Regions from separate parts of the Homo sapiens genome. Here region 2 is linked to region 1. A link is a loop called in an ENCODE intact Hi-C map of the cell type or tissue named here. Cell type or tissue: sigmoid colon. All regions are shown on one strand. Links, peaks and the distances in the headings refer to the core of each region. The heading gives the core; the rest is flanking DNA.

Evidence for each region. Peaks named below come from ENCODE experiments on the same cell type or tissue, not always from the same donor. Only the 100,000 strongest peaks of a DNase experiment are listed, where the experiment ranks them.
Region 2: it touches region 1 in a loop (7-fold over the local background); 1 of 110 quality-filtered maps calls a loop at or near these places.

What each region holds. Positions count from the first base shown.
Region 1 is chr22:33,798,391-33,813,926 of GRCh38, reverse strand. All of the region lies in intron 1 of LARGE1 (LARGE xylosyl- and glucuronyltransferase 1), which reads left to right. Among named protein-coding and RNA genes, the nearest start is that of LARGE-AS1, 81 kb to the right of the region's middle. In sigmoid colon, for the core only: no CTCF peak of the experiment used is centred there; DNase peaks (open chromatin) are centred at 7,526, 9,876 and 10,247; H3K27ac peaks cover 990 bases.
Region 2 is chr22:33,647,716-33,663,251 of GRCh38, reverse strand. It overlaps LARGE1 (LARGE xylosyl- and glucuronyltransferase 1), which reads left to right. Exons shown (of 15, transcript NM_133642.5): 3 at 12,584-12,885. Among named protein-coding and RNA genes, the nearest start is that of SNORA50B, 49 kb to the left of the region's middle. In sigmoid colon, for the core only: no CTCF peak of the experiment used is centred there; DNase peaks (open chromatin) are centred at 3,561 and 4,221.

The DNA.
Region 1 (15,536 bases), core at 3,799-11,798:
TTTAAACACTCAGTAAATAATTGTTTCCCTCCTTGCATGTTTGTTCAGTGTTCATTGAGTTGTTCTAATGTGACGTTTGTTCTTATGTGGAGATTTTCCTATAAGGTATTTAAGGCTGAAGTTGGGAGCATCGTAGAATGCAAGAGTTTGGGAAAAACTGGAGATACCAGTCAAGATGGAGAAAAGGATGGAGTTCAAGGGTACCTGGGCTTCCTGTCTTCACTGTGAAGATGGATTTCACCATGAGATCTTTACTAGGCAGAAAAGATGGAACATCCTGCAGTAGTGTTTTGTCATCGAGCCCACAGCCGAGGCCGAACAGAAGCTGTATGTTGTTCCTCAATGGTTGTGTCCAAATGGGAATGAGTAAGACTTCAACATTTCTGAAGATGGATGGTCACCATTCTCAATTCTGTTTTATGTATCTGGTGGGCCGTTGAGCAGAAGAGATCCCAGATGTCAGACACATCTGTCCTCCACCAAGATGTGTGTGTGGGACATTGCTGGAACTATGTTTTGTTTCTGGTCTTGTGGCATTTGACTATCGGAGATGAACAAAAGAGCATACAATCCTGATTTATTTCCACAAGCTTCTCAGGACTAGGGCTTGACAGTCTTGCCTGGGGAAGCTTGTTGATTCTTAGAGTGGCACTAATTTTTTTTTTTTTTTTTCTTGAGACGGAGTTTTGCTCTTGTTGCCCAGGCTGGAGTGATGGCACGATCTTGTATCTTTACTAGAGACGGGATTTTGCCATGTTGGCCAGGCTAGTCTCGAGCTCCTGACCTCAGATGATCCACCTGCCTTGACCTCCCAAAGGAGTTGGGATTACAGGGGTGAGCCACTGCGCCCGGCCTAGAGTGGCACTTCTTAATGCAGTAGATGTACTTCATACCACCATTTAAACCAATACTAAGAGAATAGTCTGTATTCATATGCCAATTTGGTACCACCTAATAGGAGAAAACCAGAAAGCAAACAGTGCTAGTTGCATTAATTATCTCTGTTTTATTTGTCTTTTAATATCTTTGTCTCCTTGAGGAGGCTATGGACTTCTTGAAGGACAGACAGTTTTCATCTCTGTGCTTCATTGTCTAGCACAGGGCCTGGCGTGTTGTCAGGGCATAGTACCTGTGTGTTGAATGAGCAAATAAACTGTGAAGAAACTTCTTGATCTTTGTTGGCCTGGACAGCTGTTGAGGCTTGACTGTGCTTATGGAATGAAATATCCACACAAAGGGAAACTTGGTAATAGCCCAGAACCCCAAGGGGATCATTGCAGAGGGACTGATAGATGGACAGGATGGCCTGGTGAGGCCTGCGCCATCTGTGCCTTCAACCCGGCGGATCAAAGATGAATGTGTGATTGAGTGAGGCCTCACTGATGACAATGCACCCTGGCTGGAAAATGCACAGCAGGAGGCTCTGGTTTGAATCTCAGTTTTCCTAGGAGACCTGAATGAAGAGAAAAGGCACCGCAGTATGCAAAGAGAGAGTCATCACTTGTGCATGTGTCTGGGGGAAGTAACGAATAGAAGACATTACATGTCAAAAAGAGCCTCGTCCAAAATGAAGCCAAGTGACTGTCACAAGTTCTGGGCAGGTGAGATGCTGTGTCAGAACCGTGAGAAGGCAGGGGAGGCCAGGCACAATTCCCAATATGTTTTAGAGCATACCTGGAGCTTAGCATAGCCCTAACTTCATGGTCCAGCCCTTTGGGGCATGTGCTCCTGGAACCTTAGCTATTAAGTGCCCTTGAGTGGGAAAATAAATGAGTTTTTAATGTCTGTGTGTACATGTTGTTAATCGTTTTCTGCATTTGCCACCTGGGTTGAACCTGTCAAATTAGTTTCCAGTAGTCCCTTTTAATGCATTGTTATATACCCAAGGTGGAAATCTCAGTCATCCTTAGAGACTTTCTGTAGCCAATTTCCCCTTTCCTTGTTCCTCTCTTACTTAGGTCATGCAATTGAGCGCTAAGCCCGGGTCAGCCCATTTCCTGTGTTCTGGTCTTTTTCTTTCCATTTGTCACAGTTCTGGGCTGGGCTCCCATTATCCCTGGCCTGAAGTATTTCACTAGCTGATGCTCCGGCCTCCTCCTTCCTGTGTCTCCTAATCCATCATTCTTATACTGCCAGAATGACTTTTCTAAGGCTCAGAGCAGCTCATGACATTCCCTGCTAGAGCCTCTTTGATTACTTCTTCTTGCCTCTAGAAAAAGTTTGAACAATTTACCGTGACGTAATAAAGCTGTTCCCAGTTGGGCTCTGGCCTTCTTTCCTGGTCTTGGGCCCCACCTCTATATACCAAATCATGATTTTACCACTTCCTAAATACAGCATGCTCTTCCACGTTGCGAATATTTGGGAAATCTTTTTTTCCTTGGAAAGCTGTTAACTTTTTCTCCCTGTCAGACTCCTAGTAATCCTTCAAGACTCAGGTTTTGTTGGTTGAACTGAAGCTCATGCAAATGATCACTTAAGAGGTGCTGAGATTGGCATACTTCTCCAGAGTGCCTGGCTTTAGTGTAGTGGAAATTCTCTTCAGCCACGAGCGTCCCACAAGGGAGCCTAGTTTGTTCATGTCTTTACTTGCTCTGCTAAATTATGTTTTATTAATGTGTGTGCTTGTACTGTTGCTCAGGCTACTGTGCTAATGACTGATAATTGCCTTAATGAGCTATTTGTAAGAAATACAGTAATACCAGTAGGGATGAAACCAGACCCCACCACAGCTGGTGGTCTAATAGCCTTTTGACTGACTTTATGGAGGAGCAGACTGCAGGGTTATTGCAGTTAACATAAGCAAGAGCTCAGAATCACCCACTTTTCCCTGAACACCCAATTTACCCATCTTCCACTCACGCATTAATCATGTTTATATGAGTCGGGGGCAGGTTAGGTTATGCTGCAGTAACAAATCTCGCATAGAACAAAAAAATCACTTTGGGAAGCCGAGGCGGGTAGATCACAAGGTCAGGAGATCGAGATCATCCTGGCCAACATGGTGAAACCCCGTCTGTACTAAAAATACAAAAATTAGCTAGGCACGGTGGCGCACACCTGTAGTCCCAGCTACTTGGGAGACTGAGGCAGGGAAATTGCTTGAACCCGGGAGGCGGAAGTTGCAGTGATCCAAGATCGCACCATTGCAGTCCAGCCTGGGCAACAGAGCAAGACTCCATCTCAAAAAAAAAAAAAAGAAATTCATCCCTCACCCTGTACTACAAGTCCATCACAGGCTACTCATGGCACTGCTGCATGCTGTCTTCACTCTGGGATCCTGATAGTGAGGCAGTCTCTATCAGTACTCTTGCTAGTCCTTAAGATAGAGAGAAAAGGGCGCATAATGGTTCTTAAAGCTTGCAGTGAGTTGCATGCATTCGTATTTCATTGGCCAGAGTAGGTCCCATGGCTGTTCTGGGGCAGAGAAGTTCTACCTTGATGTGCTCAGAGCTGAAGAGCTGATATTTGTGAACAATATGAGAACCACCACACCATGGTAGAATCTTGGATTCATGTGCCTTATGTAATTTGCTTCTGGGGAGTCAAGAGGGAGATTTTGTTGCCTTCAGCGGAGGTCCAGAGAGTACTGTGGGACCAAGAGTATCGGGCTATGGCTTTGGGTTCAGCCAGTCCTTGGTTCAGATCCTGACCAGCACTTGCTAGCTATATGATCTTGGTCAGTGTAAACTCTCTCAACCAATTTCTTTACCTGCAAACGTGAAAACAGCAATACCTATTTTATAGGATTGTTACATATTCCATGAGATAATGGGTTGAAAAGTTTTATAATTTTGTCATAATAAATGTTAGTTCTCTTCCCATCCCCCATGCTGTGTCTTGTTCAGAGTGAGAGATCTGGTGTCTGTTGCATGCAGACTACTGTAGTTTTTTTTCTGTGCTCTCCTGGGTGGTAGCAACACCCGCCTATAACTACAAGTGCTTGAAATGTGGCTAGTACCACTGAGGAACTGAACTGCAAATTGTAAAATCTTTATTACATCTAAAAAGTGAAGCAGTGTAAAGTTTTTTTGTTTTTTTTTTTAACACAAGCTTCTGGTTTTGGAGGTACTATTTCACTTCAGTCATTGAAAATTTAGCACCCCAATTGAGATGTACTTAAGTGTAAAATATGCATCTGATCTTGAATATTTAGTATGGAAAACTATAAAATATCTCATTGGTTATTTTTATATTGATGATATGTTGAAATAATATTTTCATACATTGGAGGAAATAAGGTATATTATTTAAATTAGTTTCACCTGTTAGCTCTTTTTAAAATGTGGCTGCTAGAAAATGAAAAACTATACATGTGGCTAACTAGCATTATATAATATTTCCATTGGAAAGTGCTGGTTTAGACATGCAGAATGTGAGGCCCACACCTCTCTGGAAATTCAGACTATTCATCCATCTGTCCTTGCATCTAATAATACATATTTATTGACAACTTCCTATGTGCTATGCACAGGTGTTGTGCTAAGCTTTTGGGAACCAGTGCTGGTCAAAACAGGCATATTCTCTGAGCTCACTGCTTATTGAGGGCATGGAACATATAGTTGTGTATGTTCATAAGTATAAATGGTAGCTCCATCTAGAAAAGTGCAGGAGGCTAGGGAAATACATCACACAGGACCTGATTTTTTTTTTTTTGAGATGGAGTCTCACTCTGTCACCAGGCTGGTGTGCAGTGGCGCAATCTCGGCTCACCGCAGCCTCTGCCTCCTGGGTTCAAGCAGTTCTCTTGCCTGAGCCTCCTGAGTAGCTGGGATTACAGGCACCCACTACCACGCCCAGCTAATTTTTGTACTTTTAGTAGAGATGGGGTTTCTCCATGTTGGCCAGGCTGGTCTTGAACTCCTGACCTCGGGTGATCCGCCCACCTTGGCCTCCCAAAGTGCTGGGATTACAGGTGTGAGCCACTGTGCCTGGCAGGACCTGAGCTTTTTAATACATGGGGTGGGTGGGCGGGGTTAGGGAAGGATGTACTGAGTTTCTGAATAAGGAGAGAAGAATGGATGAAGATGGGTCTGGGATTTGAGACCCACCAGACAGTGTTAAGAGCTTGTGCCCAGGTTCTGAGGCTGAGGGGGAAATAGGTTTAATGGTGCTACTGGGTCTGTCTTCAACTACTGCTTTGGAAGTTCACAAACAGTTCATGGGAAAATGCGAAGAGGATAGACTTTGCATGAAACACTGGTTCCTTTTGCTACATCCTCAAAGAAGTGCAACTCCAGTGTACTCGTCACTGTGAAATTGATCCGGCTCACATGTGGGGTGGTGAGCATTGTCAGGGCAGGGGAATACGGGGCTTTATTCTTCTTTACGATCCCAGCGTCGTGCAGGGTGCCTTGTGCTTTGTAAACATTCCATAAATACTGTTTGATTTCATTTGCATATTACTGGAGAAGACTTACTATCTGGATTTCCCCCAACCTATTTGTGCCAAGCACCTTGGTGGTAGGGGCAGGGAGGGGCTGCTTTTGTGTTCTTGCTGAGTCTCAGCACTCTGGCAAGGCTTCATCTTTCTTTTCTCCCCATAAGGAGTTGGATGAACATAACAAGAAGAGAACAGCCTAATTTAAAAAGTGGATCAAAGACTTTAACAGATACCTCCCCAAAGAAAATATGCAGATGGCAGATAAGCACATGAAAAGATGCTCCATGTCGTTTGTCATCAGGGAAATGCAAATAAAACAACAGTGACGTACTGCTACACACTTATTAGAATGGCCAAAACCTGGAACACTGGCACCACCAAATGCTGATGAGGATGTGGAGCAACAGGAACTCTCATTTGTTGCTGTCAGAATGCAAAATGGTATAGCCACTTTGGAAGACAGTTTGGCAATTTCATATGCAACTAAACATACTTTTACCATACAACCCAGAATCTCACAACTTGGTATTTACCCAAAGGAGCTGAAAACTTACGTCCACACAGAAACCTTCACATAGGTGTTTAAAGCAACTTTATTCATGATTGCCAAAACTTGGAAGCAGCTAAGGTGTCCTTAAGTAGGTGAATGGATAAATAAACCATAGCACATCCAGGCAATGGAATATTATTCAGCGCCGAAAAGAAATGAGCCATCAAGCCATGAAAAGACATGGAAGAAATTTAAATACATATGACTAAATGAAAGAAGCCAATTTGAAAAGGCTACTTACTGTTTTCCAACTGTGACATTCTAGAAAAGGCAAAACTCTGGAGATAGTAAAAAGATCAGTGGTTGCCAGGGGTTGGGAAGAGGAAAGGATGAATCAGCAGAGCTCAGACTATTTTTAGCGCAGTAAAACTACTCTGTATGATATGTGTAATTACATATTCCTCAAAACCAATAAGATATTTATCAAAAATGAACTGTCATGTAAACAGTGGACTTTAGGCGATAATGATGTATCAATGTAGGCTCACCAGTTGTAAGAAACTTACCACTCTGATGGGGTATGTTGAGATTGGGGGAAGCTGTGCATAGGTGGGAGCAGGAGGTATATGGGAAATCTCTCTATACCTTCCTATCTTGCTGTGATCCTAAAAAATAAAGTCTATTTTTAAAAAACTAAAGACCTGGTTACGAAAGTGAATGCTTATTGAACACCTACTACATGCTGGTTCCTAATAATTAATCGTGTAGATTAATTTATTTAATCCCAAACAGTCCTGTGAGGCGGGTAACATGACTGTCCTCCTGATTGTGCAGATAATGAAACTGAGCACAGAGAAGTTAAGAAATTAACTCAGGGTCACATAGCTTGGAGGTGGGAGAGCTGGGATTTGCATACAGACACACTGTCTCTAGGGCTTTGCTTTTAATGACTTGTTGCCTTACCTGCTGCAAACAAACTGCCTATCCAGCTGTCTTTGTGGAAGTTGCATGGTTTGAAATTGCAAGGAAGAGGATTTTTTTTTTTGAGACGGAGTCTCACTGTGTCGCCCGGCTGGAGTGCAATGGTGAGATCTCAGCTCGCTGCAACCTCCGCCTACCAGGTTCAAGCGATTCTCCTGCCTCAGCCTCCAGAGCAGCTGGGACTACAGGCACGTGACACCATGCCCAGCTAATTTTTGTATTTTTACTAGAGATGGGTTTTCACCTTGTTGGCCAGGATGGTCTCGATCTCTTGACCTCGTGATCCGCCTGCCTCGGCCTCCCAAAGCGCTGAGATTACAGGCATGAGCCATCACGCCCGGCCAAGGAAGAGGATTTGAAGTCAGCTCTGAGTCTTATTATCTTCCTCCGAGTAGCACAGCTGGCATCATTGCATCACTGAGAGCCTTCTAAGCCCTGGACACGGCTCTGGGTACCCAGATTCAAAGATGGATTAGCTCTTGCCCCGTTTTCAAGGAGCTTATAGTTGAGGAGATGTCACATTGCAGGTAATTTCAATGTAATGATACAGCCATGTTCTCAGAAAGTGTTCAAGGAACTGTTTGTCCTCTTGATGTATGTGATTATGTCAAGAGTTGTTCCTGCAGAAGATCCTGTAAACACTGGGGCTGGAAAATGTGCCAGGCTTATTGGTGAGACTCTAGGCTGCCCTGGAGGCCAGACTTTTGGACTGCAGCTTGCTCACGTGTGTCCCTAGCTCCATTTGCTTCAGCTACCCACTTCTGGTTTTGGTTTCGGTATCTGATGCTCCCAACACCTCACATGAAGCTTGCAAAACTGTTGCCATAAACTTAATTTCTAGCAAAGGGCAGAGAAAGAAGTCAGATACAAGAGATCACATATTGTTTGATCCCATTCATAAGATATATCCAGAGTGGGTAAATTTATGGAGACAGAACATATATTGGTTATTACCAGGGGCTGGGAGGGAGGGAGAAAGGGCAGAAGCTGCCTGATGGGTGTGGGGTTTTGTTTTGGAGTTCATGGAAAAGTTTTGGAATTAGATTGAGGTGGTGGTTGCACAGCATTGTGAATGCACTAAATAAATGCCTCTGGGTTGTTTAAAATAGCTCATTTTATTTTATGTGAATGTCAGCTTAATAAATTTCAAAAAATAATAATCATAAAATGTAGCAAGGGGAGAGGCATTAGACAAAGTTCATAGTGACAGTGAACATTGTTTGAATGGAAGAAAACAATTGGAAGAGAAGAAATAGGACATGTTAGGTATAATGATGGTTGTTATTTTATTTATTTATTTATTTATTTATTCATTTATTTACTTATTTATTTATTTTTTGAGACAGAGTCTTGCTCTGTCGCCCAGGCTGGAGTGCAGTGGTGTGATCTGGGCTCATGGCAACCTCTGCCTCCCGGGTTCAAGGAATTCTCCTGCCTCAGCCTCCCCAGTAGCTGGGATTACAGACACCTGCCATCATGCCCAGCTAATTTTTTGTATTTTTGCAGAGATAGGGTTTCACCATGTTGGCCAGGCTGGTCTCAAACTCCTGACCTCAGGTGATCCGCCCGCCTGAGTCTCCCAAAGTGCTGGGATTACAGGCGTGAGCCACCGTGCCCGACCAGGGTTGAGTCTTTACTCTGAATGAAGTTGGGAGCCATTGGAGTGGTTGGGGCAGAGGAAAGAGATTCCTTGGCTTGCTTTTCTAAAAGATCTCTTTGGTTACTGACTTGAGCAGAGCTTGCAGACAAGGATAGAGGAAGGGAGATCAGTTAGGAAACTAGGACAGTTGTTTCATTCAAGCAGGAGATGCTGGTGGCTTAGACCAAGTGTAGTGGCCAAAGTGTTGGGATATAGTCCAAATCCAGGTGTGTCTTTAAGGTATATTCAGCAGGATTTTCTGAGATATTGGATATGAGACTAACAGAGGAAGAAGAGTCAAGGGTGTGTCTAGTTTTTTATTTGAGCACCTAAAGGAACGAAGTTGGTGGAGTTCGGGAGCTGTCCATATATTCTAACTGGGAAGATTGCAAGAGAAACAAGCTTGGGAGAGAACATTAGGAGTTCAGTTTCAGTCTTATTGAATGAGTGGTGCTTTTTCGATATATCCAAGTGAATATATTGGGCCAGACAGTGGGATATGAGCCAGGAGTTCTGGAACAAGGTTAGGGTGGGAGATACAGATTGGAGGTTGCTGGCCTTTGCAGGCCATTGAAAGCCGTGAACCTGACTGGGATCAGCTAGAAAATGCATGATGGTAGAGAAGAGGAGGCTGAACTTGACTGCACTCTCTGCATGCTCTGGAAAAATAAAACCTGGGTTGCACTGGGGACATTGGGGGCTAGTTCAGTCATTTTTTAGAGCTGGGGTTTTGTTGTTGTTTTTGTTTAAGCCAGGCACTTTAGTCTTAACTTTCAGGGAAAATCAAAGTAGGTTGTTCAAGGTACCCAAAACACACAGATATGCAGCTGGCTTTCTGCAAAGTGTTCATGTGAAGAGGTGCCAGGTGTGTGCCTGGTAAGTGTGTGTTTTACTGAGCAGCAGGGAGCTGAACTGTGGATCTCTTGCAGCCTCCCTTTTGATATGTGCGTCTCAAGCAGTCAACCTGCAAATTGCTTTGTATTCAGAAGGTGCCAAATACATGTTCATGGAATGAATGGATAAATGGTCCTTGCCCTTTGTGCCTGAAGACCATGGTAGAAAGGTGCAGTTTATTATTTTATTGTTGACTTCTGGTTTGAACCAAAGAGGTTTTTGCATATACGTTGGCTATTAGAGATCAAGTCTGCGTTCAATGTTGGAGATTTATTATATTTTGGATAGATAGAGGGCTCTAAAGGCAATTCCCAGAGAAATCCAAAACTATTGTCAACAAAGGCAGCATTAGTGGAATCACTGACTAACTTCCCAAAAAGTTATGTTAAGCAGGCCTTTCTAAGGATGGCAGTCAGGATTGCTATGTTCTCTTCTGTATAGGGAGGAGAGTACAGGATGGCAGCCAGGATTGCTGTGTTAATTCTCTTCTGTATAAACAAGAGAGTACAGAAGACAGTTAACATAACAATCCTGACTGCCATCCTTCAACAGGCCTGCTTACGAGGTTGGCTTTGGCTGGCATCTGGGGACTTGGATTTTAGGAGGGTTCCCATCATTCTCAGACCCGATAAGACTGGGTCACTGTGCTTAAACTGTTGATGCAAACAATATAGTTTATTCTGAACATCTGTTTTCCTTCTGGGAGTCTACAATTTTGGATGCCTGCCTAACCAGTCCTGGGTGAAAACCCTAGGCACGGAACCTCTAATGAGCTTCCCTCGTAAACATGTTTTCACACGTGTGGTCACAGCTCATTGCTGGAGGAATTAAGTGTGTCCTGTGTGACTCTACTGGGAGAGAACTCTTGAAGCTTGAGCCTGGTTCCCTCCAGACTTTGCCTCATAGACCTTCTTCCTTTGCTGGTTCTACTCTATGTCCTTTTGCTGTGATGAGTCATAGCCATGAGATGCTGTAAGTCATAGCCACATCTACATGCTGAGTCTGGCGAGTCCTCCTAGTGAATTGTTGAACCTCACCTCCTCTGCATTTTTGGTTGTTGGTGTTGTTAAACAGCCAGTCATATCATCTTACGGAGCTATGAATTCCATTAGCATTTACTGGATTCCAGCTATGTACAACATACTTGTAAAACTCCAGTTTGCCTTAGAAACTGAGTCAAACCACCAAATGTGTCCAGGAGTAACTCGTTCCCAAGACATTTCCAGATATCAGGCAATATGGAAGCTACAGAGATGAAGTCTCTGAAGCTCAATTGAGATAGGAAATGTAAGTTGTATAGAAGTTGTATAGAAGCAGAACCCCTAGAACATTGAGGGAAATGAGTGCTCTACCAATTCCATAATGTAATAGTAGCTTTTATTAAGAGGAGGGTCATGAATGCTGTCTTGGGGGAGTTAGAGAAGTGACTTTAAGGCATTGGTGGACTTTGCTGGTGTTGAGAAAGAATATTTTGATCTTCCTTGGTATCCGTCGTCATCTTTTAGCTTTCATTTGTGTGTTGATCTATCCACCCATCTTCCTGTCCATCCAATTGTCTGTCTACCCACTCACCCACCCATCTATCTGTCCAGCCTTGCCAGGCAGCTTGTTACATTCATGAGCTTTGATTATGTGTTAGGCTGTGTTCAAGGCACTGAAGTACTGGGGTGAATTGAGTAGGGTCCCTGCCCTCTTGTGCAAAGGAAGGATTTGGTTGGGTGGGAGATGACTAATGAATCCGTACCCTGGTGGTATTGTTTAGGGAGAGGGAGATAGACCTGGGAATAAATATTTATTCCTAGATAGAAGTGCACAATTCTTTCTAGGGATACACAGGTACACATGCCCAATTCACCTTGGTGGGTTGAGTGGGGAGAGGGGCAGGGTGACAAATAAGAGTTACTTGTCACCTTACCTACTGTATATCTAAGCATATTGTCCATACAAAGAGATCAGTGCAGGAGATGTCCTGTGTCCCTGTCTTCATAACCAGAACGGGGAAGAAAACCTCCTCCTGTGAGTTCCCCGAAGGTTAATTTAAAATATTCTTTTCATTTGGCTTTAAGATTACTCAGAGCCATCTTTAATACACAATTAGGGACATAACCATTCCTAAAGGTAGGTGGCAGCTGCCTTCATTCACCTGCCAGTGATAATCAAAGGAAGACTCCCAGCCTGTCTAGTCTGGAACATTCAGCAGGGCCTAAGAGCTCTTCTCTAAGTGATGATGGGACTGAAGCCATCTCTGTAGTGCTTCCCTTGCTGTTCTGAGCCATTTGCAGTGGGAATAAGTGCTTATGGAGTCAGCAGCTGTGAGTTGGGGGAGGCAAATTATTACTTTTATTTTTGGCTCTGCCTGGGGTCAGAATTTCTTTTGTTTCTGATTTACCTTTTATTTGAGAAACTTGGCATGATACCTGTGTTCAGAGGATTCATTAGTCATCTCCCTCTCAACCAAATCATTCCTTTGCACATGTGATTGTTAACCCCTCTTTTTTTTTTTTCTCCAGAGTTAGTTATCAGGCATTTTTTCAGAGGACTTTCATAAGGTAGTCTGAACAAATGAAGATATTATTTTCATTAGTAAAAATAGTAACAGCAAACACTAGGGGTGTCAGACAGTGTTTTAAGTGCGTATATAGCTTTACTCTTTTGATACAACTTATGAAGTAGATGCCATAATTATCTTCCCTGTGTTACATATGAGGAAACTAGTCACTGGGGAAGCGGGGGGTATCAGGTAATTTGTCCAGGTACCTCTTCTGATCTTGGATTTTAAAAGGAGTTGGAACACCAAAAGCACAATTCGTAAAACAAAATGGATGAACTGGAATTAATCACAGTTTAAAATGTGGCTTTGTAGGAGAATCTGTTAAGAGGGTGAAAAGAGACGCCACTGACTGGGAGAAATGTGTGTAAATGACACATTTGACAGAGGACTCGTATCCTGAATATATAAAAATCTCTCCAGACTCAACATTAAAAACCAAACAATCCAATTAGAAAATGGGCAAAAGACTTAGACATGTCACCAAGGAAAATACACAGATGGGAAATAAGCGCATGAAAAGATGCTCAACAACATCAGGGAAATATAAATTAAGACCATAATTAGCTACCATTACACACCTATTAGAATGAATACGATAAAATTTGCTGACAATATCAGATGCTGGTGAGGTTGCAGAGAAACTGTGTCTTTGGTGGGAATGTAATATGGTATGACCATCTGTCAATTTCTTAAAAAGTTAAATATATACCATATGTATTAGTACATTTTCATGCGGCTGATAAAGACATACCTGAGACTGGGAAGAAAAAGAGTTTTAATTGGACTTACAGTACCACATGTCTGGGGAGGCCCCAGAATCATGGTGCGAGGCAAAAGGCACTTCTTACATGGCGGCGGCAAGAGAGAAATGAGGAAGAAGCAAAAGCGGAAACCCCTGATAAACACTTCAGATCTTGTGAGACTTACTCACTATCATGAGAATAGCATGGGAAAGACTGGCCCCCATGACTCATTTACCTCCCCCGGGTCCCTCCCACAACACATGGGAATTCTGGGAGATAAAATTCAAGTTGAGATTTGGGTGGGGACACAGCCAAACCATATCACCGTATGATCCAGAAGTCACACTTCCAGAAAAATGGAAACTTGTGTTTATAGAAATACCTATACACAAATCTTTTTAAGAGTTTTATTTGTAATAGCTCAAAACTTATAAACTACCCCAAAGTCCTTAACAGGTGAATGAATGAACAAAATGTATATCCTTGCAGTTGAACACTACTCAGCGAGAAAAAGGAATGAACTTGATGCGTGCAATAACTGAGATGGGGCTAAAGGCTATTACGTTGAGTGCAAAAAGCCAGTCTCAAAAGGTTAGAGACTATATGGTTCTGTTTGTACAACCTTCTCCCAATGACAGAATTATAGAGCATAGGAAAAGATCAGTGGTTGCCAGGGACTAGGGTGGGGTGTGAGTATAATGGGGTAGCATAATGGAGTTTCTTCAGGATGATAGAACAGTTCTGTATCTTGATTGTGATGGTGGTTGCACAAATCTGTACATGTGATAATATTTCATAGAACTACACACAAATACAAAAAAGCCTGAATGTATGCAAGAACTAATAAAATCTGAATAAGGTCTGTGGTCTAATTAATTGTATCTTGCTGATGTTACTTTCATGATTTTGATAATTATAGTTATATAAATTATCACCATTGGGAGGAAACTGGATGAAGGGTACACAGGACCTCTCTGTACTATTTTTGCAACTTCTTGAGAGTCTATAATTTCAAAATGAAAATAACTGTAAAGTTAAAAAACACACAGGGAGGTAGGTATTTAGCAGTCAGAGCTTTTGATATAATCCTTGCCTGCAAGGGGCTTACTATTTGATTGGCAGGGTTTGGTGTACTCACATTAAACTTTTGGAACGGAATGAGTCAGGGGATAGCAAAAAGCTTAGCTTCATGTCTTAAATGAAGCTTAGCTTAGATGTCTTAAAAATTAAAGCAAGCCATAAGTGCGTGGGACAGCGAGGATCTTCTTCTTCCCTATTTCCTGGCTAAATAGAGCCCACCACATGCACATGTGAGCACACATGGTCTCAGCAAATTCTAGTTCCTACTTCAGATCCTAGCTCTTCTATGACCTTATCTATGGAGAGGTCTGTATTTTCATTCTCCCCTGAACCAACTATGTCCCCATACCAATACACAAAGTCTTCTTCCTCCATATTACCAAACTCTCCGTTTTCAGTCACTCTTGCTTTTGTTTGTGAGAATGTTCCTTATTGACCGGGCACGGTGGCTCACTTCTGTAATCCCAGCACTTTGGGAGGCCGAGGCGGGCAGATTGCCGAGGTTGGAAGTTCGAGACCAGCCTGACCAACATGGAGAAACCCCGTCTCTACTTAAAATTAGCCGGGCGTGGTGGTGCATGCCTGTAATCCCAGCTACCTGGGCAGCTGAGGCAGGAGAATCGCTTGAACCCAGGAGGGGGAGGTTGTGGTGAGCCAAGATTGCACCACTGCCCTCCAGCCTGTGCAACAAGAGCAAAACAACTTCTCAAAAAAAAAAGAAGTTTCTTATCTGTATATGTTTACAAAAACAGCCATCCCTTTTTGTTAAGGAGTTAGTTGTAGATTTGTTTGTCCCCACCACATGGATTATGGCTTTGTTTTCTCAGCAGCAGTGCCTGGTCATAGCCCGGCTCCAGAAATGCTGCTTAACTGATCAAACAGTGGGCAGTGGTATGCCCGTCTCCAGATGCTTAGTCTAACTTCACGTGGATAGGCTCGCATCCTACCCACGGGATTGCAGGTGTTTCTTTGGCGTGATACTCCACCACTGAGAACATTTTGCAAGGTACCAGGCATATCTCTGGCTCTCCATCCATGCATGGATCAAGCTGCTATCAGTAACTTCCTGGAGAAAAAGAAACTCCAGGAATCTGGAGGAATAATACTAGATAAAATTGTCCAAATTATCCATGCACACCAGAAGCTCAAATTGAATACTGTAGATGGCCAGGGTCCACAGTGTTGTTGTTTTTAATGGGATGCAGTAGTGTTGGGTGGAAAGCTGAAATGCCTGACTTTTAAGGTTCCTTCCAATTCAGAATTTTTATGGTTTTGCTGTAGGATGTATGTGCTCGTGCTCCATTTTAGAGCAGCACGGAAAGCCCTCCTGGAGGATTCCTCCGGATGAAAGATTTAGGGTGGGGTCATGGTGTCTGCATTTGCAGCCTGTGTCATGGACCCAATGAAGCTAGTGAGGTGCCAGTTTTTCTTTGTGCATATTCTTCCAGTGTGTCAAGGAGCTTGGGGTGCAGGGACCTGAATGATTACACCATCCTCTTCAGATCATATCTTTGAAAAACGTGTCAAGGTCCTATGTCCGGGGTTTGGAGCAGCAGTGCCAGCGTGGAACACTCCTGTTGCGAAAAAGCCATGTGTGTTGGTAAAGATGGAGAAAAGCAGGATGTGGTCATCCAGTGAGCACTCCAGTGGTTGCTCCTTCTGTCAGCTCTCCCTTTCAAGCCGTCGGGATCCCAGAAGCTTTCACTGTGTTCCTTTTTAACTTGTACATTTCATCATGTAATATACATGTTTATTTGTAGAGGGAAATGCAGAGT
Region 2 (15,536 bases), core at 2,575-10,574, 150 kb after region 1:
TTGCTCTTGGTAACATGTTATCTTTGCCAAGTGCCCATCCCAATAAAGCGTTATTTCTGTCAAGCTGAACTCCTGATGAAATCTTCTATTCCCCTCTCTCCCTGATCGGTTTCGATAAAACCTCATTCCTCATTCTGATTTTCTCCTAAGGGATGGTTTGGATTTGTCAGGAAAGGGTGAAAAAAGAGGTGATTTTTTTTTTCATTTTCCTCCTCTTATTTCTTTTTCTAATATAGATACTTGTTGGAATTGGAATATAACTTTAATGTAAGTCAAACTGATAAAGGGTGGTTGGACACTACTGTGAAGAAGGAAAAGAAGATAGGAAAAAGGAGGACAGTCACTTACAGGCAAAGGAATGTCCAGCCAGGCTTTTGCTTGTTTTCTCTTGTTTTTAATTTACAATGGAGCTGAGGAAGATAACACTGATTTAGGTGAAGTGGCATTTTACAGCAGGGGGATGCCATTGAAGGAATCAATGACATTCACAAAAGTACTTGCTTCCATTTTTTTTTTTGGAATGGGTTAGAATATTCTGGATGGCAGCTACTCATGCCGTTGGATGGCTATGTTGCCACTGCTAACTTTAACAAGTACAGAGTCCCCCTTATCTTTGATAACTAGCTCTTTCTATTCCTCTTTTTACCAGCCCCATCATTTCTGTCTCTCATCTGGTTCCACTATCGAAGAGTGAACACTGCAGGCCAGAGTTGGACACTTCTGGTGAAGTGTGGCTTGCATAGCAGGTGGTCTCCATAGAAGGCTAGGCAAGGGGTGGGGAGTTTGGATGAAGGGCGGTGATTTGTCTCAAAGCCAGTTGACTGTAGAGGAGATGGGGTATGTCAGAGGGCCCCGAGAATATGGTGCAAGTCAAGTCCATCCTCACTGATGCTGGGGCTCCTGAAAAGATGGGGCAGGGCCTTTCCTCCCATGTTGATCTTGCTTACATGCAGTATAAGGGAAGAGAACTTTTGCTCAGGTTTGGCAGGTGCACCATTTCAAGGGCAGTGGTCAGATAGGCAAACTGACCATTCTACCTGACGCATAGCCTAAAGAACACTCTCTGGACCAGGCTTATCCAACCTGTGGACAGCTTTGAATGTGGCCCAACACAAATTTGGCCACTTTGAAAACACTATGAGATTCTTTTCCTTTTTTTTTTTTTTTTTTTTTTTGGCTCCTAAGCTGTCCTTAGTGTTAGTGTTTTTTATGTGTGGCCCAAGACAATTCTTCTTCCAGTGTGGCCCAGGGAAGCCAAAAGATTGGACACCCCTGCTCTAGATTTTTAGTCATGTTTCACATTCAGTTTTCTTCTTACAGTCCCAAGACATTCATGGAACAACTGTCTTCCAAATACAGAGAAGGATATCAAAGTCTGAGTGGGTTATCTGGTAGTCCCCCTCCCTCCCGAGGACAGCAGAACACCATAGTTCAATTCTGATGCAGTCCAATTAAAGACACACTCATGATGTACGGTCATCATTCTGTTGGATCCTTTTTGATGAGAGTCCCTAACTCTTCTCTGTAGATCTGAATTTCACTTGGATATTTCTCCTCTCAAGTGAAGCAGGAGGGGCACAGAAGCCCAAGGAGCAGGAATGAATGGGGTCAGGGCTTTGCTGATTTGTCTGGCATCCTCAAATAGCTGCTGTTTGCCATTGAAATCTTTCATCCTCTGTAACCCAAACCAGACATTATTGTCAGTGCTCCTCATTTAAAAAAAAAAAATCACAGAAATGCCAGGTGCGGAAGCTCACATCTGTAATCCCAGCACTTTGGGAGGCTGAGGCAGATGGATCACTTGAGGTCAGGAGTTCGAGGAACAGGCTGGCCAACATGGTGAAACCCCGTCTCTACTAAAAATGCAAAAATTAGCCAAGCATGGTGGCGCGCCTGTAATCCCAGCTACTTGGGAGGCTGAGGCAAGGGAATCGCTTGAACCTGGGAGGTGGAGGTCGCAGTGAGCCAAGACTGAGCCCCTGTACTCCAGCCTGGGCAACAGAGCGAGACCCTGGCTCAAAAAAAAAAAAAAAATCATAGAACCTTTTTTGGTAATAAATATGGCCAACCAGAATGACAGTTTGAGGCTTACAGCAAGTATAGATTCACAAAGTGAGAAAAGGATAGTTTTCAACATACTCAGTATGATGAATGCAAAATAAAATTGAAAATCTTTGCTAAAAAATCATCCCATGTGGGTCTTCTGATTTGAACAAGATTTTAGCTACAAAAAAAAAAATCAAACCTCATTAAAAATTTTTACTGTAAAATATGATTCTTAGCACGTGTGATTCGCCTCACTCTTGGAACATTTTAGTGGGATTTTATAAGGGCTATGAATATTTCATATCAAATAACACATTTATTGCAAAGGTTTTAAAAAATTAAATCAGTGGAAAAAACACTTATGAAATCTTTCATCTTGAGTGCTGCTAAAGAGAAAATTAAGAAATTCTATAGTATTTCTGCATTTGATTTTATAGTAAATAGCCACATTGAGGACACTCAGTTGATGCTTTGCAAAGGATAAAATCGTTATGGTTGTTTAGCTTTTAGTTTTGATGAATCTACCAACAAAGGGGATTGTGTCCAACTATTGCATATGTATGAAATAGGACTCAAGAAACTGGGGAAGGAGAAAGGATGCTTTCTCAGACTCAACCATTGGAGACCGTCACTAACGCTGGTGATGCCTTCAAGGCTGTGTAAAAGTGATTGAAGTTTAGGGGCTAACTGGGGGCAGAGGCTCTTCAAAGATGACTGGAATGTGAATTTATTGTGCTCTCACACACAGATCAATTGTCAGGATTTGCGGTGAATATCTATTCACCTTTTCTAGTATACACTGTTATCATTACCCTCCAATGACGGTTTTCTAAACCACCTGGTGATCTAAGAGAAGACCTTCACTCTGCTGTCAAGTCCTTCCATTTTTCTAGGAAACAGAGCACTAAATACATTATCTTTTTTGGCCTTGGTTGGTGACGATTTGAATGCTACTAACAAAGCCCTTTTGTCCATACTCAGACTCCTTGAGTATATGACGGGCCAGTTATAGAAGCAGGAAGACATGGTTGCCCCACCATGGTAACAGCAGTTCAAAGACCAACTGCCTCCAACTTTCAAAACTTAGCATATTTGGCAAAAAAAAAAAAAAAAAACACACACACACACACACACAACAAAACATTTGAAGCTTTGAAATCATTGAACCTGAAGTTTCAAAAGACAAAAACTGGTATCATTGCTCGTTAGAACACACTTCAAGCATTTGTAGTCTAAACCCAGGTATAGGTACAGCAAATTGGTGCTAAAAATGTCTTCATTTTCTTGACTTAATGAAGCTCTTTAAGCTAACGTTCTTGGAAATGATTTTATGGAAGACAAAAGTCAGATCTCATTCAGCCTATTATGGTGCAGTGAATCCAGGCCTCTTTCCCTGGCACTGTAGTTGCAAATTCTTTTTAGAAGCTAGTGAGGAACTCTCCTTTTTTTTTTTTTTTTTTTAACTGTTCTTCCATCTTTGTCAGAAGATCTGTCTCCAGGGCCTTTGCTGGAACTCAAGTGTGCTTTGGTTGCCAAAGATAACTTCCAGAAAATCACTTAGGGGAATTTTGGGGCAAAACATTCCCTGTGTACCTCATAAAAAGCGAGCAGCCTTTGTGTGTCATCATTGCCATTTTCCTTCCCACAGCAAATCTGATTCCATGCTTTTGAAACTTAAGAAAATGGCTCAGCCTGGACCTGTGTCTTGCTGTGACTTATAAACTGCCTAGAAAAGAAAAGCTGATGACACGTTGGCAGACTCAGCTCTCCTGTGGACATCTCATGATCAAAATTAACTTTTAAGATCAAACTGAGTTTTCTAAATTTTTCTAAAATGACTTTGGCTGCAATATTTAATTTACTTTGAAATATCAAATGATATTAGATATTTGGCATTGAATGAGGGTGTGAAATCTTTATGTTAATTAAAAGGAGGGCATTTTCTAACAAAAATTACAAATTGCTAAATGAATATAGTCTCATATGGAGAATGAAAAATTGAAACATATATTGGAATAAGGTGACCTGTGATTGGTCAAGAGAAAGGAACCAGAAACCGGAGAAGCTGGATAGTCAGGCAGCTGGGCTAGAAGGGAACTGCTTTTGAAGGAGACTGTCTTCCAGGAAGCAGGGCGATGCCGAGGAGCAAAGCAGGCCCTATGCTTGGAGGAGCTACAATACCAGGAAATCATGTGGGTCTGGGTCACATGATGGAAGCTGCTGAGAGAATACAGTAGAGGCTTGTGTAAGGGAAATGGAGTGCAGGGTCAGAGCAATACTATAATTAAGTGTGGCAATGCTAAGACTTCCTTTGAATCTAGAGAGTCTGGGGAAATGCCTCAGCCAGCATTTCTCAACCTTCATTACACATGAGAATCCCATGGGAGTGGCTGTTTTTAAAAATGCTGAAAACCCAAAGGAATATAAATCATTCTGTTACAAAGATACATGCACACATATGTTTATTGCAGCACTATTCCCAATAGCAAAGACTGGAATCAACCCAGATGCCCATCAGTGATAGATTCAATAAAGAAAATATGGTACATATACACCATGGAATACTATGCAGCCATAAAAAGGAATGAGACAATGTCCTTTGCATGAACATGGATGAAGCTGGAAGCCATTATCCTCAGCAGAGTAACACAGGAAAAGAAAACCAAAAATCGCATGTTCTCACTCATAAGTGGAAGCTGAACAATGAGCACATGGACACAAGTAGGGGAACAACACACACTGGGGCCTGTTGGGGAGTTGGCAGGGGAGGGAGAGCATCAGTAAGAGTAGCTAATGGATGCTGGGCTTAATAGCTAAGTGATGGGTTGATCTGTGCAGCAAACCACTGTGGCACATGTTTACCATGTAACAAACCTGCATGTCCTGCACATGTATCCCGGACCGTAAAATTAAATTAAAATTTTTTTTTAAATGCTGATAACTAGACCCCCACCTCCAGAGATGCTATATGAATTCATCTAGGTTGGGACCTGTGCACATTCATATTGTTTCCTAAGTTTTTTAATGGAAGCCCAGATTGAGGACCACTGGCCTGAGGGACCAGGGAATGAAGCAGAAACAACAACCGCAACCACAAATTAGGCTGGACTTGTTCGGAGGGTGTTGAATAGGAGACATTCCGGTTCGGTGCGGAAAGAGCCATTTATCTGGAGCCAGTGAACCTGGGTTCAAGACTCTCCCTCTGCCATTGTTGCTGGGATGACATGGAACTAGTTAAATCATGTGCCTGTTTCTCTTTTTTTTTTTTCATTAGTCAAATGGAAATAGTGAGAATACCCACTTCATGACAGCGTTGCATAAATTAAAATGAGACGATGCAGACACAGCACCCAAGGACATGTACTCAGGGGGAACTGACCAAGTGTTTGTTGAATTTGATGGATGACCTTGAAGTAGATAGAGTTGTTTTTGTGCATTATCAGACTGCAAACGTGGTGGAAATAGGATTGAAGAATGTTATCCGTGGCACCTGCGAGTGAGCTGACAGGAACAGGGAGAAATCAGAGGCAGGGGGACTAGCCCAGGAGACCCACACAATGTTCTAGGACAGGATCCATAATCTATGGCCAAAAAGTATGCCTGATCTGGCCCTCTGCTTGTGTTTGGAAATAAAATTTGACTGGAACACAGCCACAGCCATTTGTTATGTATTTCTATGGCCGCTTTTATGCTACAATGGCAGTCAAGTGCTTGAAGCAGAGATAGCATAGCCTGCGAAGTAAAGCACATTGACTCTCTGGATGTTTACAGAAAAAGTTTGATGACCCCTGTTTTAGGATAAGATTAAGAGGCTTGGCTTCGGATGAGATGTTTGAAATCAAATGGGAAGAGCAAGTGCTTCAAACATCAGGAAGAAAGAATTGGCAGGCTTTAGTGACAGATTGTACGTAGGGAGATTTTGCCATATAAAGGTTAGGGATGTAGTGTCTTTATCACGGGCAGGATGATGCAACCGGACAGCTTTCCTGAAATCTGGCACTAAGTGCAAGAGTTTGCTTTCCTAGACTAGAGAGATCTGGGTCTGTCACCCCTGAAAGGGTCTGAGCCCCCTTCATGGGAGGCCCATCCAGACCCTGGCCCTGCCTGCATTAATGAGTCCCAGTCCTATTCATTTCAAAGTGGTGGATCCCACATGCAGTACCAGATGCCAGCACTCTGGAGAGATCCAGAGATACTCAGCACATTCAGATTGATTGAGATCATCACTTAGGACATTTTGGATGGTAAGTCCCTAATCTCTGTCACTGCACTGCACGGAGGTTGATTTTCAATTTACCTTCTTTGTTCTGAATCTTAGATGTTTTGATTCTTAATTCAGAACATTCATCTCAAGTGGATTCAGAGATTCAGAGTCGATGATAAATTCATGTTTGTTGAGAAGTTTTGCAGGGAGGAGGATGATGTTGTCAGCTTAGTTTTTGAATAATGTCTTGTTTGACATTTTAAGCTGAAAGTGGGCTGAACCGCAGATCAACACACACACGTATTGCATGATAGAACGATACATCATGTTCATACATAGACTGTGTATATCTAAAGAGTAGAAACCTGGAAGGAAAGGTAATAGAGAAACAAAGGTAAAGGCACTTACACGCAGGGGATTCTATCCACTTCTGCCTTTATGTGCCCTGCCTGCAGCTTTAGTGGGCTTGGGCTGGGAGAACAGCAGAGAATTTGAGTATTGATACGGTTTGGCTGTGTCCCCACCCAAATCTCATCTTGAATTGTAGCCCCCATAATTCCCATGTGTTGTGGGAGGGATGCAGTGGGAGATAATTGAATCATGGGGGCGGTTCCCTCATACTGTTCTCATGGTAGTGAATAAGTCTCACAAGATCCAATGGTTTTATAAGGGAAACCCCTTTCGCTTCACTCTCATTCTCTTTTTGCCTGCCACCATGTAAGATGTGCCTTTGTTCTTCCCTCACCTTTCACCATAATTGTGAGGCCTCCCAAACCATGAGGAACTGTGAGTCCATTAAACCTCTTGTTTGTTATAAATTACCCAGTCTCGGCTATGTCTTTATCAGCAGCGTGAAAATTGACTAATACAAGTATCTACTCTGTGTAAGCCTGATATGAAGTAATATTTGTGTGTGTACACACACACACACACACACACACACTCATGCTTATGCTCCCATGTCCCTCATTTTACATAAGACACTGAGTCACAGAAAAGTTAAGTATTTTGCCTAAGTTATTTATTAGTAAGTGGAAGAACCATAATTTAAGCTCAGCTCTTTCTTACTCCAAATCCCATGCTCTTACTTATCTACTTGATTTGTTTGCTTTTCTCAGTTCTCTCTCCCTCTTCCCCAGCATCTAATATTATAATGAGATGTCTTTTTAAATAACTAGTAGTTTATGATGTGCTAGGCATTTTATGCCTTTTTTTAACAAAAAGTTATAGTTGTTAGTTCTTCTCTTTCTCTCTTCCTCAAATGCTTGCTAAGTATAGGGAGCATGCCAGGACCTGGGGATGGAGACTGGAGATTGGGCGGTGCCACTCAAGGTGTGATCTGCAGGCCGTTGTTCGTCCTTCTATTTGTCAGGGCTCTTTAGAGAAGCAGAACCAATAGAGTGTGCATATACAGCTATGTTTATTGTAAGGAATTGGCTTGCATGATTATGGAAGCTGACAAGTTCCAAGATCTTCAGGTTGAGTCAGCAAGCTGGAGACCCAGGAGAGCCGATGTGTAGTTCTAGTCTGAGTCCGAAAGCCTGAGAACCAGGAGATCTCATGGTGTAGTTCCAGTCCAAATTCCAACAGGCTCGAGACCCAGGAAGATCTGGTGATTCAGTTTGAGTTTGAAGGCAAGAAAAAGATGATGTCCCAATTCAATGGCTGTCAGGCAAGATGAGTTCTCTTGAATGTGGAAGATGGTCAGCATTTTTGTTCTACTCATGCCTTCAACTAATGGGAGGTAGCCAACCCACACCAGGGGAGGACACCTGCTTTACTCTGTCTACCAATTTAAATGTTAACCTCATCCAAAAACACCTTTAAAAAAAAACACCCAAAATGATGTTTGATCACATATTTGGGTACCACCTGGCCCAGTTGAGTTGACACATAAAATTAACCATATCCTCAAATTGTTGCTGCTCTGCAACAAGATACATATGGAACTTGAGACTAAGCATTTTAGAAACATCTAGAGCAAATGGACTTTGTGGCCAGCATCAAGTGTATGATCAATAGTCTTGATTAACGTAGTGTAGACCAGTTTGTTTAATTCCAGTGATGAGTTACACGTGGGCCAAGCTCTGTTTTACCTTTGAGTGTTAGGGGCAAATTTTTATCCAGGATGGACTGGGGGAGGGAGAAAAACTGGTTCTTCACCCAAGCTCCTTGTGCTTCCATGCCTCTCTTGCTGTCTTCACCACTGGTAGTTTGAGAAATATCAGTGTGGGCACAGTTGTTTACATAGCCATAAAATCGTATGTAATGGGCTGTATAACTACGACCTATACACAAAGCTTGAGGAGCGTTCCTGGGAGGGACCAGTGCCTGTAAAACGTAACAGAGAAACGTAAGGAGGCTGGCTGTTCACTACCCTGACCCTCTCTCCTGCTTGTGCTCCCAGAGAGTCAGGAGAAGCCTGAGCAAAGAGATCAGGAGCCAGAAAAAGGAATAGTCAGGAATAAAAGCAAAAGTCAGGATGAATAAAACGAGAATGAGCTGTGAATCTGGCAAGGCAGCAGGGCCCACTATTCACTTCTGATCATGCGGTGTTGGGATCATCTGGACCACACAGCTACGGAGAGTTAGAGCTGAGAGGGGACTCGGAGCACATCTCCAGGGCCCCGCCTTTCAGAAGGCAAAACTGGCTTGAGGAAAAGGAAGGGGCCGGCTCAAGATAATGGACCTTTAAAACAAACCAACAAACCGGAAAGGACAATTCTGCCATTAATTGAGCACTTCCTCCATGCCAGCAGTTGGGCACAGCATGAATGTTGCTTTTTTCAACATTGATTCCTCTGAGACCTGACATTAATTATTTAGTTGTGGCTTCATTGGTGACAAATCTATAGGGCTTTTAAAAGTGGGAAAACCCCCGCACGTCTTTGAGAGTTAAATTTGGTTAAAACCATTTGGGGTCTAAAGCAGGGGAGAAATGGACACAGGATGTCGATAGCATTTCTCTTAAGCCCACAATCAGACAATCATAATTTACGTAAATGTTTAAAATATGGGACTTTCAGGAGAGGGGCTAGAGAATGTGACCCGGCCTCTTTGGTGAAGCCTGCTTGCTTGCTCCTCCATGTTCTTACGGATTAACCATGACCCCGGCTAAGGATGAAGGCAGGAAGCTCAGCAGTGCCTCCTCTTGGAGTATATCTCAAAGGAAGCCAAGGTCTGTTGACTGCTTGTTCCCCCATACAACACACAGAACAACTCTGTGTTCTGAAAATACAGCGTGCTTTACACCTTAAATTACATCATCAACTCATCTTACCCATGACATCACCTTCCCTCACTGAGAAAGGGTCACAGGAACTCACTGATGCCAAGCGCCTCCCAATAAGGGACACCATGCTCTGTATTTTGTTATTTTGCTTAAGCCTCCCATCACTCTTACTGGAACATTTTATGTTCCCATTTCACAGAAGAAAAAATCGAAGCTCAGAGCACTGATGTAACTCCTCCAAAGAGGAAACTCACAGGTCCCATTTGTTAATTTTCTAGAGACCCTGAGACCCTGTTGAGCTTCCTGCATTTCTGCCCAAATGCTCCAAAATCCTTTCCTGAGAAGGAAGACCCTCTCAGTCTCCTGAGCGTCTTTACCTCTAACTTAGCACATATATGCAGGAGCATAGCTGAGCTCAAAGTCCAGGAGACCTTGTTTACAGTCAAACTGCAACATAATAGGAACACAGTTTAAACTTTAGTCTTGGTTTCTGCATCAGTAATAGGGATAACTATTACTACTTAATTGTACTGATAGCAACCTAAGGCATTATCAGCATGAACCACCTAGCGTGGTGCAGATCCATGATAGACACTACAGAAGGTGTAACTCCCGAGGAAGCCAGAGGTTCATCTTTACCCACCCCTGCTCAAAGGGTCGATGTTGGTTGAGAAAACGCAATTATTAATAGCTGCCTATTCTTTTTCATTCTCAGTTGTACCAAACAGGGAGACAGGTTTCAAAAGCTTGGGTTGAAGCTTGTAATTGGCCAGTCGGTGACAATGCAACCCTAATCAACCTGTGATTTCACGTCCCCTACCAATTCTGCATCGGCCTTTGATTTGTGGTCCCAGGCAGTGCAATTCATTGAGTCATATTTGTTGCATTGATAGGAGAAGACCAGGCACTTAGGCGTTTAACCCTGAGGTGATTAAGAGGAAAAAAAATGAGTCATATTTGTTAAGGCCCAAAGATACATCAAAAAGCCCTGGGCAGAGGCCGACACAAGCACAAGTGAGACCTGCAGGGTGTAATTCATCACATTCTTTGATCCTCAAGTTTGTGAGTCACAGAGACTCTCTGGGACAGTTTTGAAGCTCAGGGGTCTGGGCAGGAAGGAAAAACTTGAAGTATGGAAAAAGAGGAATGTTTTTTTGACAGGCAGCTGAGAGAGGACGATTTTCTAGAGATATGCTTTTTTTGCTTGGTAACCCCTGAGGTGGCTGTAAATGTAGCTGGAGCCCAGGATTTCTGCAGAGTGGAAACAGAAATAAGTGATAGCTTTGGGTATGCCTTGTGCCACTGGGGCTCCTGAACAGTAAGCATGCCTTGAGCGCCTACTTTATACAAGGTGATATAAGTATCCTTGGGAGATGGGGTTTTTATACTAATAAGTGTTTGTTTTTTTTTAATGTTAGCTCTCTGAATAGCCTATAATGAAAGTTTATTGAAGTGGAGAGTGTACAGGCCCAGATATCAGAGAGACCTGGGTGCGAATTCTGACATCACCATTGTGGTGGCATCACATTGAGAGACCTGCTTATCGTCTCTGTGCCTCAGTTTTTTGTGTTGTTTTTGTTTTTGTTTTTTGTTTTGAGACAGAGTCTTGCTCTGTCGCCAGGCTGGAATGCAGTGGTGCAATCTCGGCTTACTGCAACCCCTGCCTCCAGGGTTCAAGCAATTCCCCTGCCTCAACCTCACGAGTAGCTGGGACTGTATACAGGTGCGTGCCACCATGCCTGGCTAACTTTTTGTATTTTAGTAGAGACGGGGTTTCACTAGCTTGGCCAGGATGGTCTCGATCTCCTGACCTCGTGATTTGCCCGCCTTGGCCTCCCAAAATGCTGGGATTACAGGCATGAGCCACCACACGCGGCCGTGCCTCAGTTTTTATTGCAGGGTTGTATGATTGTTACATGGAGTGTTGCTGGCACTCACTTTAATGGTTAACTGTTTTTCTGGGAAAACCATGAGATGGGTCATGCTTCTACTTCTTTTTTCCTTGTTGCTTTTAATATTTTATTCTTGGCATGGAGCCATGCATCCAGTCTTCCAGCATTTCTCAGACCTTGTGACATGTTAACCACAAAGACAGGTAAGACCCGCCTTTGCCTACATTGAACTCCCAGTCTTCATAGGCAACATTTAGTAAAGCTGTTTACCAAATACAGTATGGCAGATACATGTTTTCATAGCGCTACATACAAATTATTTCGGAATATGTGGAAGGATATCTTGCCTGCAAATGGAAGAAGGTTTCCCCTGAGAGGTGATGCTTTTAAAACAGGATTTTGAAAGATGTATAGGAGTTTGCATAGGAAGAGCTCAATAAACTTAGTCATTATTATTATCTTTTTTCTTTTTTTTTTTTTTTTTTTTTGAGACGGAGTCTCACTCTGGCCCAGGCTGGAGTGCAGTGGTGCGATCTCGGCTCACTGCAAGCTCCGCCTCCCGGGTTCTTGCCATTATCCTGCCTCAGCCTCCCAAGTAGCTGGGACTACAGGTGTGTGCCACCAAGCCCGGCTAATTTTTTTTTTTTTTTTTGTATTTTTAGTAGAGACCGGGTTTCACCGGTTAGCCAGGATAATCTCAATCTCCTGACCTCGTGATCCGCCCGTCTTGGCCTCCCAAAGTGCTGGGATCACAGGCGTGAGCCACTGCGCCTGGCCTATTATTTTTTCCTTATTACTCGTTCTCTTCCTCTTGCTCCCCTCCACTTCCTGGTACTCCTTCTCCCCTCCCTTGTCTTTCTCCCCAATCCGCCCACTTTGTATTCATAATTCTTTATTGTTAAGAAGCCTACTTAGAAACATGCCAAGTAGGGAGAGGAAGACAGTGCATTTAATTAGAAACAATTTTATTATGATTGCCTTCTCTAAAAGGCATATTAGCTTTTATCACCATAATAAGTTGTTCTGTTCTCAACTTTGTTCCCAGTTCAATCTGGATGCGTTTATTTGTAACTCACTTTCCATCTGTTTTCCTTAAACATGGGATTGTGCAAGGAGCCTCGCCATGTAGTAAGGGATGTCTGGGGAACTTGGAGGGGCTTGAGGCATGGTTCATCCAGATTAAAGCTTCCCTGGTGTTTCGCTCCCCAGATGGAAAGCCCGTGTCTCTGTCACCGCTGGAGTCCCAGGCACACAGCCCCAGGTACACGGCCTCCAGCCAGCGGGAGCGCGAGAGCCTGGAGGTGCGCATGCGCGAGGTGGAGGAGGAGAACCGCGCCCTCCGCAGGCAGCTCAGCCTGGCCCAGGGCCGAGCCCCATCCCATCGCCGAGGCAACCACTCCAAGACCTACTCCATGGAGGAGGGCACTGGAGACAGCGAGAACCTTCGGGCTGGCATCGTGGCAGGCAACAGCTCCGAGTGTGGGCAGCAGCCGGTCGTGGAGAAATGCGAGGTAAAGGGCATCTGGAGCCTGGGGAGGAAGTTGTCCAAAGTCCCGATTGCCCTCACCCCTTGCAAATGCCTCCTGGAAACACAGCCAGATGCCAAGAGCTGGCATTCTTGATTCTAGCCCGGGTGTGTAAGTCTGGCTTGCTCGCTAACTTTGCTCAATGGTCTGACAAGTCATTTAGCCTCTCTGAGCTTCTGTTTTCCCATCTGAAAATGGGGATAAGAAGGCGTAATCTACAGATATTAAGAGGAGCTCACTGATGGAACCTACCGCTTGTTTCTATGTGGTTCATTTTGACATGCGCAGGGTTTCTACACCTAGCTGTCATCCTGTAGGCCCCTGCTTCTTAGACTATAGTGTGAATGGTACACCTGGAGTTGTGGCCCAGTTGGGCAGTTTTCTTAGACCTCATTATCACTTCACTGTATAAACAGCCTCTCCAATTCAGAACCACAGACTTGTTCCTTATCTAAAGAAGTAATTTGAACTTTTATAGCCTAATATCACTTCTCCCCTTTTAGGGTATGCTTTCTTTCTTAGCAGCTCTTTGGAAATGTGGGATATTTATTGTCCTCTATTTCCTCAAATACCTGCATCCACGCTTCTATGTGCAGTGAACACACATACACTCATTCCCCATTGTTTCCAGTTCTCATGGTGGAGATGAATTAGGGCATGCCTATTCATAGGAAGGCCTTTTGAGAGATGGGCGAGACTGAATTCATATCCCAGCTTTAGTGATTTATGCAGAGAGTACCCTTGATCCAGTTGCATAACTTCTGTGAACTCCAGGTGTCTCATCAGTAAACTTTAGGAAATAATACCTGCTTCATGGAGTATTTGTGAGAATTAAACAGAATGGCCATATAAAGGCTTGACTAGCGCCTAGTACATAGTACATTTTCAAAATTATGGTTAGTTTTTACTATTCTTAGTTAAACATAGATAGGACCTGCTGTTTCTTTATTCCATTTTCTGGAATAAAGAGTGGTTAGACTTCAAACTCCCTAAAGAGAATGCTTTGCAAACTGTAGTATTCTATTCTAGTGAATGGGATTATTAGTAATATTGGTGATACTATCCAATGAGACTATCCAGTGTCACTAACAAATGGCTTCCTCAGTGATGTAGACTAAGTTCTTTGGAAGTTCAGTGGTGAGGGAGGAGGACAAGGAGAGCCCCTGAGGATAGGAGCATTTCTCAGGTTTCTCAAGCCTGGTTGAAAAGTGGATTGGTGGAGAGGTAGAGAGCATCCGACAGAGGATGTCCAACGAGGAATGTGTCATATGAGTAGGAACGATGTGAAACAAACATCCATTATAGCAGGATTCGGGATGTCACAAGTTGGTCCTTCAGCCAAGCCCAGAGAACCTGGGCGAGGAGGTGGTTCTACTCCATCATCATCATTCATTTATTTATCCATTCGTTCAGCAAACATATTGCACTCGTGTTTTGTATCTCATTCTGTTTTATGTGTTGGGAAACAGCAGTGAACAACAGCAAAAAAGACAGAACCCCTTTCCCTCTGGTTCTTACATCTGTCATCAGAGGTAGAGGGAGAGATGATAAACAAATAAATAAATACAAATGTCAGGACGTGATAAATGCTGCACATTTATTCAGCCCTGACTGTATGCCAGGCCCAGTGCCCTTTAGTCTTTGACAACCACTGTCAGTGGCTTCTGTTACTTAATATCTCTATGTATGAAAACGGGCATTCAGCCACGTTAACAAATTCCTTTGGTCTTGGCTGGTCTGGGGAGGGCCCTAATTTAGGGATCTTCTGTTCTTGCCTTGGTGAAGGCATATTTGATTTCTTTCAGGTTCTCTGCTAGCAGATCACAGCCATGGTGTTGGTTTAGAAAGGGTTAGTTTGGATGGGAACTCTGCTACCCAGGTGAGATGGCCCAAAACGAGCAAATTTTTTCTCCAAGCGTATTTACACTATTATGACATAGAACCTAAAGAACAAATAAGAATCGAGGAGGGGAAAAATAAAAAAGGAAAAGGGGAAAAGAAGGCATAAAAAAGAGAAAAAGAGTTGTGTTTGTGGGGACATTTCTCTTCCTTCTGTAATCTCTCTAGCCAAGAGTTTCACTCCCCTGCTCAGTCTTCTGAGAAATAACTCATTGTAATTTGGGAGTCCCCTGTACAATTGTGTAGACCAAAGACCATTGGCTTTTGAAGCTGGGAGTTGTGAGTCTAAATCCTGGCCCCATTTCTAGTTTAACAGCTATGTGGCTTTGAGCAAGTAAGATCACTTTTCTGTGGCTGTTTCCTCATTTGCAAACTGTGGATTAAAATCAAGTTCTGGGCCCGACACAGTGGCTCATGCCTGTAATCCCAGCACTTTGGGAGTCCGAGGTGGGTGGATCACAGGGTCAACAGATTGAGACCATCCCGGCCAACATGGTGAAACCCCGTCTCTACTAAAAATAGCAAAAATCAGCCGGATGTGGTGGCGCGCATCTGTAGTCCCAGCTACTTGGGAGGCTGAGGCAGGAGAATCGTTTAAACCCAGGAAGTGGAGATTGCAGTGAGCCGAGATGGTGCCACTGCACTCCAGCCTGGGTGACAGTGCAAAACTCCGTCTCAAAAGAAAAAAAAAATCAAGTTCCTGCCTTTTACTATTTCAGTGGTGACAATGGATATTG